2 separate regions of the Homo sapiens genome follow, and region 1 is linked to region 2. The links are chromatin contacts, found by Hi-C in ENCODE. All regions are on one chromosome and are shown on one strand. The core of a region is the stretch at or near the end of the contact, and the rest is flanking DNA. Distances in the headings are between cores, read along the strand shown. Region 1 overlaps XRCC5 (X-ray repair cross complementing 5). Region 2 holds the start of LANCL1 (LanC like glutathione S-transferase 1).

The links. Hi-C counts contacts between places; a loop is a spot of excess contacts on that map. Pooled maps may share reads with other maps.
Region 1: a pooled map shows a loop between it and region 2 (7-fold over the local background). The contact joins the enhancer-like site here to the promoter of LANCL1 in region 2. A Hi-C loop is called at or near these places in 5 of 50 pooled maps.

What each region holds. Positions count from the first base shown.
Region 1 is chr2:216,113,435-216,120,352 of GRCh38, reverse strand. It overlaps XRCC5 (X-ray repair cross complementing 5), which reads right to left. Exons shown (of 21, transcript NM_021141.4): 3 at 3,511-3,694; 4 at 2,559-2,607; 5 at 1,188-1,310. Among named protein-coding and RNA genes, the nearest start is that of XRCC5, 7.5 kb to the right of the region's middle. RefSeq lists enhancers at 5,125-5,174, 4,517-5,449, 5,333-5,627, 5,353-5,647, 6,065-6,134. Within about 2 kb of position 5,497, at least 17 of the 41 ENCODE cell types and tissues checked have a DNase peak (open chromatin) inside an H3K27ac peak, as active enhancers do.
Region 2 is chr2:210,473,486-210,480,617 of GRCh38, reverse strand. LANCL1 (LanC like glutathione S-transferase 1) reads left to right here and starts at 3,859. Exons shown (of 10, transcript NM_006055.3): 1 at 3,859-3,998; 2 at 4,206-4,302. The coding sequence starts at 4,222. It also overlaps a transcript of CPS1 not described here.

The DNA.
Region 1 (6,918 bases), core at 4,248-6,747, 5.6 Mb before region 2:
TATTGCTCATGGAAAAAAAGAGTAGCTCTTTCGAATGACATTCACTGAAATGCAGTCTGCTTCTAACATGTAAAGGCATCCTGAGATTATGAAAAAGGACCAGAAGCTGTGCTGGGCTTCTGAAGTACTGAGAAAAACCTCAACTCAGTAAGAAGTGTCACTTAAAAGCACTTAATTTCTCTGAAGTACCATCTTAACAAGTATTGGTTTGATGGGTTATTCTGAACTCTTTTTCCACAGTCGTACAGAAAGGAGATGTCGCTCTGTAGTCTTAAGAGAAGACTACTCACACATGCAAAACAAGTTCTTAATACCCCCAGGCAGGCATTTTATGAAGCCAAAGGCTTACCACTCTAACCTAGAGGCTTCTTGGCATAGCTCTCAATTTGAAAAACGAGTATTCCCAGAAGATTAATAATTCAACATTCTATACCATCACTCAACTTTCACCAAAAATAGGACAAGAAAAAATATGTTTCAAATGCAGCAAGAAGGGTTAGTGTAGTGAAAAGAAATTTTTGTTAGGGATATAACACAGAGAAAGTAAATCCCGGAGGGAATATTCAAGTTACTTTTTGAGGAGGAATTCTCTCCCTAATAAATTGTGAAATACATATTTTTCCCCTGAAGTTTTATACTCCATCTCTGAATTAACAGAAGCAAATTAAATTTTATATATGTGTCCACAACTTTTGGATCTGAAAAGAGTTAAACATAAACATGTTATGTATTTAGAATGATTCCCAAGTTGGCATTCCTGTCTACCCTAAAACATGCACTCTGTATAGGACACAGTTCTCTAGAGCTGTTTAAGAAAAAAAAAAATCCATCAATCTGCTAATTGTTTGGGTAAAGCCTTCTATGCAGGAAGGAGACAAATTGAATATCCTCAAAGGGTTCTTCTAATCCTCAATTCTTTGAGTCTAAGAACACTAAACAATGATCTGCCACTAAGCTCAATTCTTCTGGATCACTGACTTTCATCTTTTTGTCACGACCACTCAGAACAGTTCCTAGAACACAGAGAGTAACCAGCAAATGTTTGCTGAGTAGTCAGTCATCTGACAGATTCAGCCTTGGAGCAGAAAGCGAAAATTCCCATAAACCAAGTACTCTATACAGAGGGCCCATTCACTATATTAGGAAATCATAGGATTTGTCTACATGCATTATTCTTAGGATCTTACAAGAATTGCAGGGAGATGTCACATTTCTTCAAGCTATGAATTATAATATCCAGCTGACTTTTGCTGAATCGGCTGCTGAGGTCAGTGAATATTTCAATATGCCTCTTCTCAAACTTCTTTCCTCTAAAAGAGAGAGTTATCATATTAAGAAATCATTCTCCTGAATTATTTTTCTACAAATTCAAATACACTTGGTCACTGAGGAGAGAAGCTTAGAAATGGATCTAGAGTTAATAAATGTGATTACATTCTAGTAGTCCAATTAAGTTCTTATTAAATTCATAATCAACCCTGATACACTTTATACTTTGAACATCTTGGCCAAAATGTCTGGGTATTATGGAAATGTTATGTTTCTGGATTCCGAACTCAAATGTGATGAAAAAATATCCCTTCCCAGCCTCCACATAGGCAGAATGTAAACAAAGAATTCTCCCAGCATACTCTAACTTCAGCCTTGCTCAGGTTCACTTTCTAAATATCCTGCTCTGACTCCATGCACAGATTTTGTGTGGCAAGATTTGGCAGAGGATGTACAGAGATTGAGAAATGATTACACAGATTTAGGTCTGGGATTTTAGTGCAAATGATTTTCCTGACAGGCAAGAGGTATGTGTACATGCACATATATGTCTCCAGAGATACACTTCCAAGGCACAATAATTAAATAAATACTGAATTAGGAAGCAGGCCAGGCATGGTGGTTCATGCCTGTAATCCTAACACTTTGGGAGGCCAAGATAGGAGGACTGCTTGAAGCCAAGAGTCTGAGAAAACCTGGGCAAAATAGTGAGACCGTCTCTGCAAAAATAAAAATTTTAAAATTAGCTGGACTTGGGTGTGCACCTGTAGTCCCAGCTACTCAGGAGGCTGAGATGCAAGGATCTCTTGAGCCCAGGAGATCAAGCTGAGGTTGCTGTGAGCTATATTGGCACCACTGCACTCTAGTCTGGGTGACAGAACAAGACCCCAACTCAAAAAAAAAAAAACAACAAAAAACATACACACACACAACAAAAAAGGGAAGTTGGCCAGAGTTACCATGCACTTAATATCAATGACATATGGCTTATACCACTTAGTGTTTTTTAAAATTCCTGGTAATCAGCTTAAGTCTAATAGGAAGTAAACTGAAATAAGCCAAATGTTTTATTTCTTCCAGAGAAATAATCACCGAGTACAGCCCTTCCCCTTTTAAAACTTTTAAAAAACAGAGAGGTTGGACTGAACCATTCAATTCTATAAAATGTTTCTCTTGTCACACAAACATGCAGCTTGATTAACAATGAATCACAAAATACATTCAATACATTAACCCATACAATTTTTGCAAAAAGATTCTCTTCCAGCTCTCTTCCTTGGAACACTTACATTGTTTCATGTTGAATCACATCCATGCTCACGATTAGTGCATCCAGGACTCAGCTAGTTAAGGATAGGGATATCACCAAACAGTCTCTTCATGTGAACACGCAACTCTTTCCAATGAAGTCCACCGTGCTGGAAATTGTGGACACTGAACTATGTGATGACTTAAAGTACTTGCCTGAGTGCCCTTCTTCCAAAGTTCACTAACATATATTCATACATTCTATATATCAAACTATATATTCTGCCAAAAACAACCAAGAAATATAAACAAAAGGTAATCTAACACATTGCATTCATTTAACCAAAAATTATGTCATTTAATAGTATCTAGAACCCATTCTTGGTGGCCACAGTCCATTCTTAAATATGAAGCGAACCATAATGTAGCATTTGCAAGTCACTCCTAACACAACAGCACTTCCCAGTGATCAGGAATAGCACTACTAACTGATTAGAAAAAGAACAAGAGTGATGATCCCTTAAAATTAGGGGACCTGTGGAGTAAACTGGAAATCTCACTTTGGGTATCAATCTGATTTCTGGCACAAAAACATCTTCCATCCAGAAAAAAAGGAGAGAACATTGGGAGGATGCTCTTCTAAAAATATTTTCTATCCGCCTCCAAACATTTCTAACGAGCACCACTAAAACCCTCTGCATATAGTCAATGCTCACATATACTCCCTAGGATCTTCCCCCTTCCTATGCCTCCCAACCTCTCAGTATCACCCATGCAGAGAACAGGGAAGTGAGTGGAGGGCTGGGAGCCCAGGCACTGTTTTAAACTGATTAATTTCACATTAAACCCTATTAACACATTACCTCCCCCTCCTCAGAGCAAAATATACCCATATACTCATAGCTGAAACTCTGGGGGTGTCTCATCAAACTGCTGTACGATTCCCAGAATAAAGGAAATTTCTTAAAGTCTTCTCTGGCAGAAAAAGGATACAGTCAGCCTGTTGAGAACCTGGTTGGATTTTGCTTTCAATGTCCTCCAGCAAATCAAAATCTGGTAGCATCAGATGTCTGTGCACTGTGATGTTCTGATACTGATCCCCACCAGAAAGGGGATTGTCAGTGCCATCTGTACCAAACAGGACTAAAGCAATCTCATCCTTGTTCTCAGCAAACACCTAGAAAAAAATGTCAGATGGCTGAAAACCATATTAGAACAATCTGGAAGCAATAAAATACCTAACCTTCAGGGAGCAGGACAACCAGACCTCCCTATGGCAGGTCCCTGGGGCCATATAGTATTGGGCGGGATGAAACATGAGACTTACAGACAATGACAATTCTTAGGTTCTGAACAGATGTTTTTCATTGACCATAAGTCTCACCCTTCATTTCAGCAGAAGTTGAGGTGTGGAAATAGGAGGGTAGTAAGTGTTCTTGATGATTTCCAGCGAAATCAAACTCTAATTCTCAATGAGAGAACCAAAAATGGGTAATGTGAAAAGATTTTAGTATGTCTTTATGGAATGTCTAAGGTTTAAATTTTCCAGAGGTTAAAAAAAAAAGTGCAGGATAGCCTATATCCCAGCAATTTCAGGGGCAGGCATATACAGTATACCCTAGAAAAATTATGTACAGATAGGAAGTTTACACTTCAGCACTGTTTATGATAGGGCAAAAACTGGAAGCAAACTATCAAACAGGAGAATGCAAAAATACATTGCAGAATATTTATACAACGAAATATCATACTCCAGTAAAAATGAATAAATTTGTGCAACACGTATCAACATGAATAGATCTAAAATAAGTTGATAAAAGATATGCTGCAGAATTACATGTAGCATATAAAACCATTTACACTTTTGACAGCTTTATACAATACTAAGTATTTATGAATATATACTTATGTCCAAGTATAAAATATACATGGTAATAACTACCAAAATCCTGAGAAAAGGAGAAGAGAAAAAAAGGGTAAGGAAGGGCCTCCAGGTTTATCTGTAACACTTTATTAAAAAAAAAATCAAACAAATATGAAACATTAGGATTTACAGCATAAGACAATGGGAAAATTGGTTACCTGTATATTCTCCATATTTGCCTATTTTATGAAATATTTCATAATGAAATATAAAAACAAAAAATAGTATCTGACACAAAAGACAGTCCTGTCTAATTATTAACATAAGCCTTTTTACATTGATGGGGAAGAGTGCTGTATGGAGAGATAATGGAATTCTGTCATTCTTCATTTTTGTAGGGTCTGTTTAATCCTTTAGTCTGTAAACAACACAACAATTCCCAGTTGTACATGGACTAACGGTGTCTGGGTGCCTGCTGCTGGATTCAAGCATGCGTAGCATACTGGCTGGGCAGGTATCTGCCGCCTAGACAAGCATCCATCTTAAGGCAAGGTAATCTTGCCCTAGACAAAATCTCAGTCATGGGAGGGGAGGAAATTCTGAATGTAGTATGGGACTGGCACTAAGTTCCTGATTCTGACTTCCTGATTCTGACTCTTTCTCTCTACAACAAAAACAAACAAACAAAAAAACACCTATACTCTTGTTACTGGGGTGTAAGTCGGCAGTTATCCAGAGAAACTCCGGAGTGGCGACTCCGCAGTAATCTCGGTTCTTGGTCTTCTCGAAGTAAACAATTGAAACGACAGACATAAGCAAGGTTTAAAGCAGGAGGAAAAATTTATTTTAAGCAAAGTGAGAGTTTACTGGAGAAAGCAGAGTACACTTGGAAGAGAACCAAGAGGGCCACGTGAAAAATCAAGTGCCCTGCGCCCTTCTTTGTTTAGTTTTTAGACCGCCCCGCCCCCCAACCACCGGCGCCATCTTTTCCCGGGCTTCCAGTCTCCTTTGTTCCTCCCTTGAGCAGCCCGAATTAATCAACGCATGCGCACTAGCCCTGCTACTGCTTAAGAGGGGGCCGCATGCGTAGTGTGGTTACTAGTCATGCGCATGCTCAGTAGCGGCAACTCGGCATTATTGGTCGAGCGCCCCCAGAGGCAGCTTTTATACCAGTTAAAGTTCACCATCTTGCTCTTTTACTGCGCATGCTCGAAACCTTAAGGATTATAGCTTGCTAACTCCAGGTGTTTTCTGTCTGTTAAGATTCCTGTAATTCCTGACACCAATCATGGCCACTTATTACCTTACAGTGATAGTTTTATGCCCGCCTGTCTTCCCCTCGATGATAACCTGACAGCTTTGGGGCCCCTCCCTTGCCCTGCTCATCACTTCAGAGGGACGGATTTCTAATTGCCTAACCATGGCTTCACAAATGCCCAACATTCTCGGGGGCCCTCTCTCCTGCCCTGCTCATGTCTACTTACCTTCTCTAACAGCATACCAGGGGACAGCCACACTACTTGAATTCCACCAACACAACTATAACCAAGAACAGGGTTAGAGCACCTTCCTTGACACAACACCTCAAGGACTCCAGGTCATCAAGATTTTTAAAAATCTAGAATGACAGGTGGGAAGTACTAGTGCCCAACGGAAGTGTAAACACACAGAAGAAACAGAAGTGTCCAGGAGGAGCAGCAGTAGACAATGAAAGAAGCAGGAACTCATGGACTTAGCAAAAGTGGCAGTCATACCAAGTAGAAGGGGCAGAAATAAAAACAGCTGATGCTTACATAGTGTTTACAATATTCCAAGCACTATTCTAAGCACTTTATCTACATTAATTCTTTTATTCTTCAAAACTACCCTATGTGACAGGTATCATTATTCTCATTTTACACATGGGACACTGAGGCACTGTAGTAGCTAACCTCCAAGATAGCCACCATCCGTTCTTTCTCTCCTTGTATTTGCAGGCTACTCTTTTTATCAAGAGAGGGAGTCTAATTCTCCTCCCTTAAATGTGACCTAACCTTAGTGTCTTGCTTGACTAACAGAAAACAGAAATGACTTTCTGGGGCTTCTAAAAATAGGTCTTAAGAAGCCACATAGGCAGGGTCTCATAGAAAACCCATTCTTGGGATACTCCTTAGAACCAGCTGCTTCATGTGAAAATTGAAACTATACAGAAACCACATGTAGAGATTCTAACGGACAGCCCCAACTGAGCTCACAGCCACTAGAAAGCATCGTCTTCCAGCCATGTGAGTGAGCCATTTTGGACATCTGGTCCAGTTGAGCCTTTGGGTGACTCCAGCCCCAGCTGCCATCTGATTGCAACTGCGTAAGAGGCCTCAATAGAGAATCACCCAACTGAGCAACCCAGTCATCCCACAGAACCATGAATGATGAATTTTTAAAATGTTACTTGAGACACTACATTTTGGGGTAGTTTATTACACAGCAAAAGATAACTGAACTAGTCACAAACAAGTTGAGGGACTTGTTCAACATCAGAAGGTTAGTAAATGACATGG
Region 2 (7,132 bases), core at 2,610-5,109:
AGGATATGGAGTCTCAAGATCTCTCTTTTACCCCAAAGACCCACCAGCTAACAAGGATCAAGGGAATAGGTAGGAAGAAACAGAGAAGGCATGGTTGCTAGGAGGTTAGAGGCAAAAGGAACACCACAGACACTATAGCATGCTGCGCCTTTGCTGGCAGACAGGGGCTATCAGTTACTAAAACTGCCATCATGTATTGGAGGACATTAACTGTCCACCAAAGTCAGTCTTCCCCTTCTTTCATTGTAGCTGAACACATAGCTGTTCAGCAGAGAACTTCATTTCACAGCCTCCTGGGCAGCTAGAGGTGGCCAAGTGACTAAATCCTCACCAGTAGAACACGAGGGAAGTGACAAATCCCACTTCCTGGTCTGTGCACTTCTCTGGGTGTGCCTGACCTTCTCACAAGCTGCAATACCGACACACCTATGACCAGCATGGACTTGATGAGAGCATCACACTCTGAGGGAGGTGGGAACAGAGATGGAAGGAATCTGTGATCCTGAATGGCCACATGGAGCAAATCTAATCTGAACTAAGAAAAATACATTTCTATGTATTTTGGAGATTATGTTTTGAGGCCTCTTTGTAACTAACATAGTTTTCACCCTAATATACATTATAACATTTTGAAATTAAAGTCTGAGAATGGAACTAAAATGCCCTCAGAATATAGTTGTTTTCTCTGTTATCAATCATCCCAGATTTCCAGAAGTATTCAGTTTTAGAGGCAATAATACAATGATTATTTCCTGAAAGTTCACACAAGACAGCTACAGTGATTAAAAGAAGGAACATTACATTTTTTTAAAAAATCATCCTAAATTTATCAAAAGTAGAATGATCCATAAAAAATTATAACTGTCAAATTTGTGTTAGCCACAAATGTGTTCAGCCACCATAGCCACAGGTGAAAGCATAGGTACTATTTGGGGCTAAAATTGTTGCCCCCCAAATTCATACGTTGAAGTCCTAACTCTCACTATCTCAGCATGTGGCTGCTGGAGAAGGGTCTTTAAAGAAAAGTAAGGTTAGCCAAGTCAGGCATATCACTTGAGGTCAGGAGTTCAAGACCAGCCTGGCCAACATGGTGAAACCCCGTCTCTACTGAAAATACAAAAATTAGCTGGGCGTGGTGGTGTGTGCCTGTAATCCCAGCTACTCTGGAGGCTGAGGCAGGAGAATCGCTTGAACCAGGGAGTCAGAGGTTGCAGTGAGCCGAGATCGTGCCACTGCACTCCAGCCTGGCAACAGAGCGAGACTCCGTCTCAAAAAAAAAAAAAAAAAAGAAAGAATGATAAGGTTCAATGAAGTCATAATCCACTATGATGGTGTCGTAAGAAGAGGAAATTAGGACACAGACAACACAGACTGAGGGACAACCATGTGAAGATAGGAGAAGACGGCATCTACAAGCCAACAAGACAGGCCTCAGATGGAATCAGTCCTGCTAACATCTTAATCCCAGACTTCTATCCTTCACAACTGTGGAAAAATACATTTCTGTTGTTTCAGGCCACTTGCTATGGTTCTTTGTGTGGCAGCCTGAGTAGATAAATACAAACAATAAATGTTAAATACTTTTCTTTTGTATCAGAACCAAGGAGGGATTCTCTGGGTTGGTTCTCTGACAAAAAGGAAGGAAGAAAGAGAAGGAAAGCAGGGAGGGAGGGAGGGAAGGGAGGGGGGAAGGGGGGAGGGGGGAGGAGGGAGGGAGGGAGGGAAATATTATTTCCAGCAATTAAAATCTTTGGGTGTTTACAAGTCACATGCTTTGATTATATTTAAATTCTAAATAATTCTACTTCCCTTCCGTTTAGACGCATGCTTCACATCATCTTCAGAAGTAAACTCCAGATAAAGACTTAAATATAAGAGGTAAAAAGCTAATAAAATAAAATGTGGGAAGTCATTGCAGTCTATGAGTAGACAAAGACATTTTGAATATGAAGCTAAATCCTCAAATCACAGTGTCACAATTAGATGGGTTTAACTTCATCGAAATGAAAGATTGTGATTCAATAAAGGATATCCTAGAAAATGTGAACAAACTAAAGAAAGTATCTACAATAACTAAAGTGAAAGGAGATTAATATACAGAATATACCCCACAAACACGGGAAAAAAAGAAACAAAACTCTTTCAAATCAACAGGAAAACAATGCAATCACTAATAGAAAAATAAATAAAGGAACAGGTAAAGCCCAATTGTCTAACAGGTATATGAAGGAAAGTTCAACACCATTAGCCACAGAAAAACTAAAAGATTAAACATCAGTGAGATTCTACATTATTCATTAGAATGGCAAACATTAGAACACTAGATAATACCAAGTGTTGGAGAGGAGATGGAAATGACAGAAACAATTGATATGTTGGAGTGAATACTCTTGGAGTGAACAATAGATACTGTTAGAGGGAATATAAACTAGTCCAGCAGTTTTGGAAAGCAATCTAACAACATTGGGGAAATTAAGTACAGAATCTCATATGATCCAGCAATTGACTGCTGGGTGTATGTCTCAGGGATACTCACACAGATTCATAAAAGCACATGTTCCAAGAATATTATTTGTAGTATGGAAGTTAGAAACAATGTCCATCATTAGGGGAAAGGATTAGTAAAATAAGATAGAGGCATACTATGAAAATATACAATTACCATCCTGCCTTGCTTAACAACAGTAATATTTAATTGCTTAAAGACTGTGAGTGGGATAAATGGATAGCCTTTAATCATTAAAGAAAAAATAATTGATAAAATGTCTCTCGTTTTCCTTTTCTCTCTTGTGAGTTGCTCCTTCAAACACCCATCTTTTAAAACATGAGAGATATCCAGCTTAAGACTCACCATGGGCCTCGGCTAAATCTTCATGAATTTGATGAGGTTAAGAAAGCAACTACATTTCCTAAGAAAGCAACTATTTTAAAAGAGCAAACCTGGGTGTGGGGAGGGATTAGGAGTAGAGTTTGGGATGGCAGCCTCAGAAGGACAAACTTAGGCCAAGGAGGGAGGGAGTTGGGGTGGAGACTGAGCTTCTCCAGTTGGAGGTCTGGAGCTAGGACTCTTCATTGAAACCGGAGAGAAGGAAAAGGAGAGAGTGAGGCTGACTTTTTAACTGAACTCCAAAATTCTCTGAGCAATAGAATGGGCCTAATATGTACCAGGTGGGATTTAATTTTAAATGAAAGAAAAATGTTTCAGATAGCAGGGACTGTTAAAACATTGAAATTGAATGTTGTGGATCTCCTGCTGTGTTGGTTTTCAGTATTTTTTAGAGCTTTGTTATCCAGTATTATAGTCCAATTTAGGCTAAGGAACAGAATAAATTTCCTAAGAGCTGTAATTTGTGTTTTCATGTGCTTTCCCCAAAGTATTATCAACTGCTATTTGATATCCTGTCCTTTGGGCATATTTTTGTTGTTGTTGTTGTTAATGATGGTGGTGCTTTTTTGTTTGTTTGTTTTAAGAAATGAAAAGAAAAGATTGGCAAGTCCCTGGAGAGACATTATCCCCCCACCCCCCGCCAAATTTTATCTATTGCGAACAGCAGAAATACCAGCATGTTCAGATCTAAAAGCAGTCTGTTTCTTCTCCAGGTTAAAAAAATATATACTTCTTATGACTCTGGACTTAAATTTGACTTTTTAAAAATAAGAAAAATTAAAGAAGGGTAGGAAATATTGGTCACATCTCCGCGTGATTCTAGGTCCTCACTTCTGCTACCCAGTAATTAAAATACCCTGCGTTATCCTTTAGAAATTACACGCCTGTGTCTTTAACAAACTGTAAGAGAGAAGGGGGCGGGTCTCGGGAACGGCGAAGGCTCTGATTGGCCCTCCTGGCAGGAACTGGGCGGTAAAATAGCCCTTCTGTTACTGTCCGGGGCTGCGGGGTGAGAGGCCAGGGCCGAGAAGGGCTTCAGGACGCGGGAGGCGCACTTGCTTCAAGTCGCGGGCGTGGGAACGGGGTTGCAAAACGGGGCCTCTTTGTCCGGGTGGGTTAAGGGCCCTGGCAGCTTTTTCGCGAAGGCGCCATGTCCTAGCAGTTGGGCCGCAGTGGGCCCGAGGTCCACTCGGACCGCCGAGACGGCTCGATGGCCCTGGAGCTGGAGGAAGGGGGATACCTGGGCGCCGCCGCCGCCCTCGCAACTCGGCCGAGGCCCCTATCTCAACCTAGTTTCTGTTTTTCCCCTGTTCTGCAGGCTTGCTTCCGGCGTCATGGCTCAAAGGGCCTTCCCGAATCCTTATGCTGATTATAACAAATCCCTGGCCGAAGGCTACTTTGATGCTGCCGGGAGGGTGAGTTTAGGATATGTCTGCCTGCATCCCTGCCTCTCCCCACGGTGTTCGGAAAGGTGCTCATTTTTGCCTGAGAGAGTTGAGCATCCCCCTTTAAAAAAATACATGATTCGACGATAAATACGTAAATTATTTAAAAATACATGTTAATATATACAAATTGAGCTCTAACATAATGTTAAATGTGTCATTGTTAACATTATTAATTGAAATAAACTCAATTATTGATAGTATAAATTTTAAAAATTGGCAAATATGTAGTTTACTATGTAATTGGCATTTTTTAATGTATTTTGGTTTGCTTCTTAAAAAGAGGTGAAGAATCCTAACGGTATTCACATGTGCCGTGTTACTCCTTTGTGATTATACACAAGTGCGTTCAGGGTAATGATGAGAGCAAACGGTGGTGTATGGTAAGGACGTCTTTAAACTGTTAGTGCTTAGAGAATTTGGGGACCTAGGAAACCTGAAGTTCTTTGTACCGGTGTCACTCCACAGGGCATATCCACAGCTGGAAAACAAAAAAAAAGAAACTTGTAAATTAAACTGGTTAGCATGTCACAAATCACTGTGCAAAAGAGAACCTGGATGTAAAATACTAGGGGCCTGTGTTTTCTCATGCCTCATTGGGTGAACATAATTGTTAAGAGGGAATACAGATATTTTTAAGAATACCTACTTTTGGCTGGGTGCAGTGGCTCACACCATTAATCCCGACACTTTGGGAAATCAAGGCAGGAGGATTGCTTAAGGCCACGAGTTTGAGACCAGCCTGTGCAACACAGCAGGACCTTATCTCTACTAAAATTTTTTTAAAAATTAGCCAGGTGTGGTGGAAAGCTTGTAGTCCCAGCTACTTGGGAGGCTGAGGCGGGAGAATTGCTGGAGCCTAGGAGATTCGAGGCTGTAGTGAGCTATGATTGCACCACTGCACTCTAGCCTGGGTGACAGAGACCCTGTCTCTAAAAAATAAAAAAATAAAATTTAGTTTTGAAAATGAGTTAAGTTGGAAACAAGGCACACGCTTTAAAAATTTTACCAGTTTATTTCTTTGAAACTTGTCAGCCATACAAAAGACATTTTATGTGATATAAAGGCCTTACAGATTTCATCCCTGTCAAATTAATCTGTGGGTCTGATGGTTGTTTTTTTCCTTAAAACACTTGTCACATTATAGATTAACTTGGGTCAGTAATGCAGGTAGGAGGAATCAAAGAGATGAAGAAGAGGTGTAGGGTAGAAGGCTACCAAAATGTATATGGAGTTTGAGTCAATCTGATTATTTTAAGACTAGTATTAAGCTGCCCAAACAAAGCTTTTTATAATTATCTTCAGGTCAGATGGATTCCCTTTGGCCATTTGGGCCTGCATTCTGCTTAGCTGTGCAGATTCTCAAGCTGAAGTATGTGTCTTGTCTTGCGGGAGGAGGACTTGCTGCTTCATACTGACTTGGCAAAGAGAACAGTTGAGGATTGTCCTAGTGACAGAAACCTTCAATAAAATGTACCTATTTAGACTGCCTATAAAGTAAATGCTTTTTATGAATTTAACCCTTTATTTATTTATTTATTTATTTTTATTTTTATTTTTTTAGACGGAGTCTCACCCTGAGCCCAGGCTGGAGTGCAGAGGCACAGTCTTGGCTCACTGCAACTTCTGCCTCCCAGGCCCAAGTGACTCTCATGCCCCAGCCTCCTGAGTAGCTGGGATTACAGGTGCACACCACCGCACCTGGCTAATTTTTTTTTTTTTTTGTATTTTTAGTAGAGGCAGGGTTTCACCATGTTGGCCAGGCTGGTGTCGAACTCCTGACCTCAAGTGATCCACCCATCTCAGCCTCCCAAAGTGCCGGGATTACAGGTGTGAGCCACCATGTCGGGCCAAATTTAACCCTTTGTTTCTAAGGGGAAAAATTCACAAATTTAAACCCTGACCCAAGAGTAATAATGTAGTTTATTGCCTAACGTAGTTTTTGGACAGGTCCTAGAAAGGAAGTAGCATACCAGTTCTAAAATTGTGTAATGTTGAACACGGAGGATCAAACCCTGGAGATCTGTCCTCCTTAATTTCTTAACACAAGATTTCAGTAAGGAACTGGTCTGTTTTCTGGCATCTGTCAGAAAAAAATAGAAAAGAAAAAAGGACTTTTAGAGACTTCAGATTATAGCTAGAGTTTGAATGATTTGGTGGTGTACCACAAGCAATCAATATTCTCACAGAGGTCACCTTTATTAAATGCAGAATGTGCCAAACAGAAAGTAACTTCCCTTCATAAGGCTGAGAGATTCTCATTATTCTTGATCTCTTGAAGGCCAGGCAAGATGATAAATTATATATGATCTATATACAGTAGATGACGTGTTCTCAATATAGATGCACTCTTCTATCTAGCTGAGATTTATAGGCCTTTTGTATTAACATTGAAGTATATTTTATCCTACTAAATGTATTTTCAAGTCTAGTTGAAATCTTAACCTCTTTGCAGAAATTGTTAAATAATGGGAGTGTGTCTGTCAAACAACGTCGTTTCTTCTAAAGAGTGAAATAAGGGATCATAGTGGTGCTTTAGATTAAATAATCCAGATGTGGTTGAAAGTCTGATTTGCCTTATCAAGGATGCTCCTCCGAAGTGAATCTTAACGTATCCTTAAACTATTGTTGTTGTTGTTAATTCTGATACTGCCTTCTTGCTGTTTTCAGTGTTAAGATTTTATCTCATTTTTAAAAATGAGATTCTGATGTGAGTGGTTAGGTTTATTTCTACAATCCTTACATGGTAAAATAAAATGTTTATACCCTTGTAACTTTCCCCCACATTGTTCTGAAATTT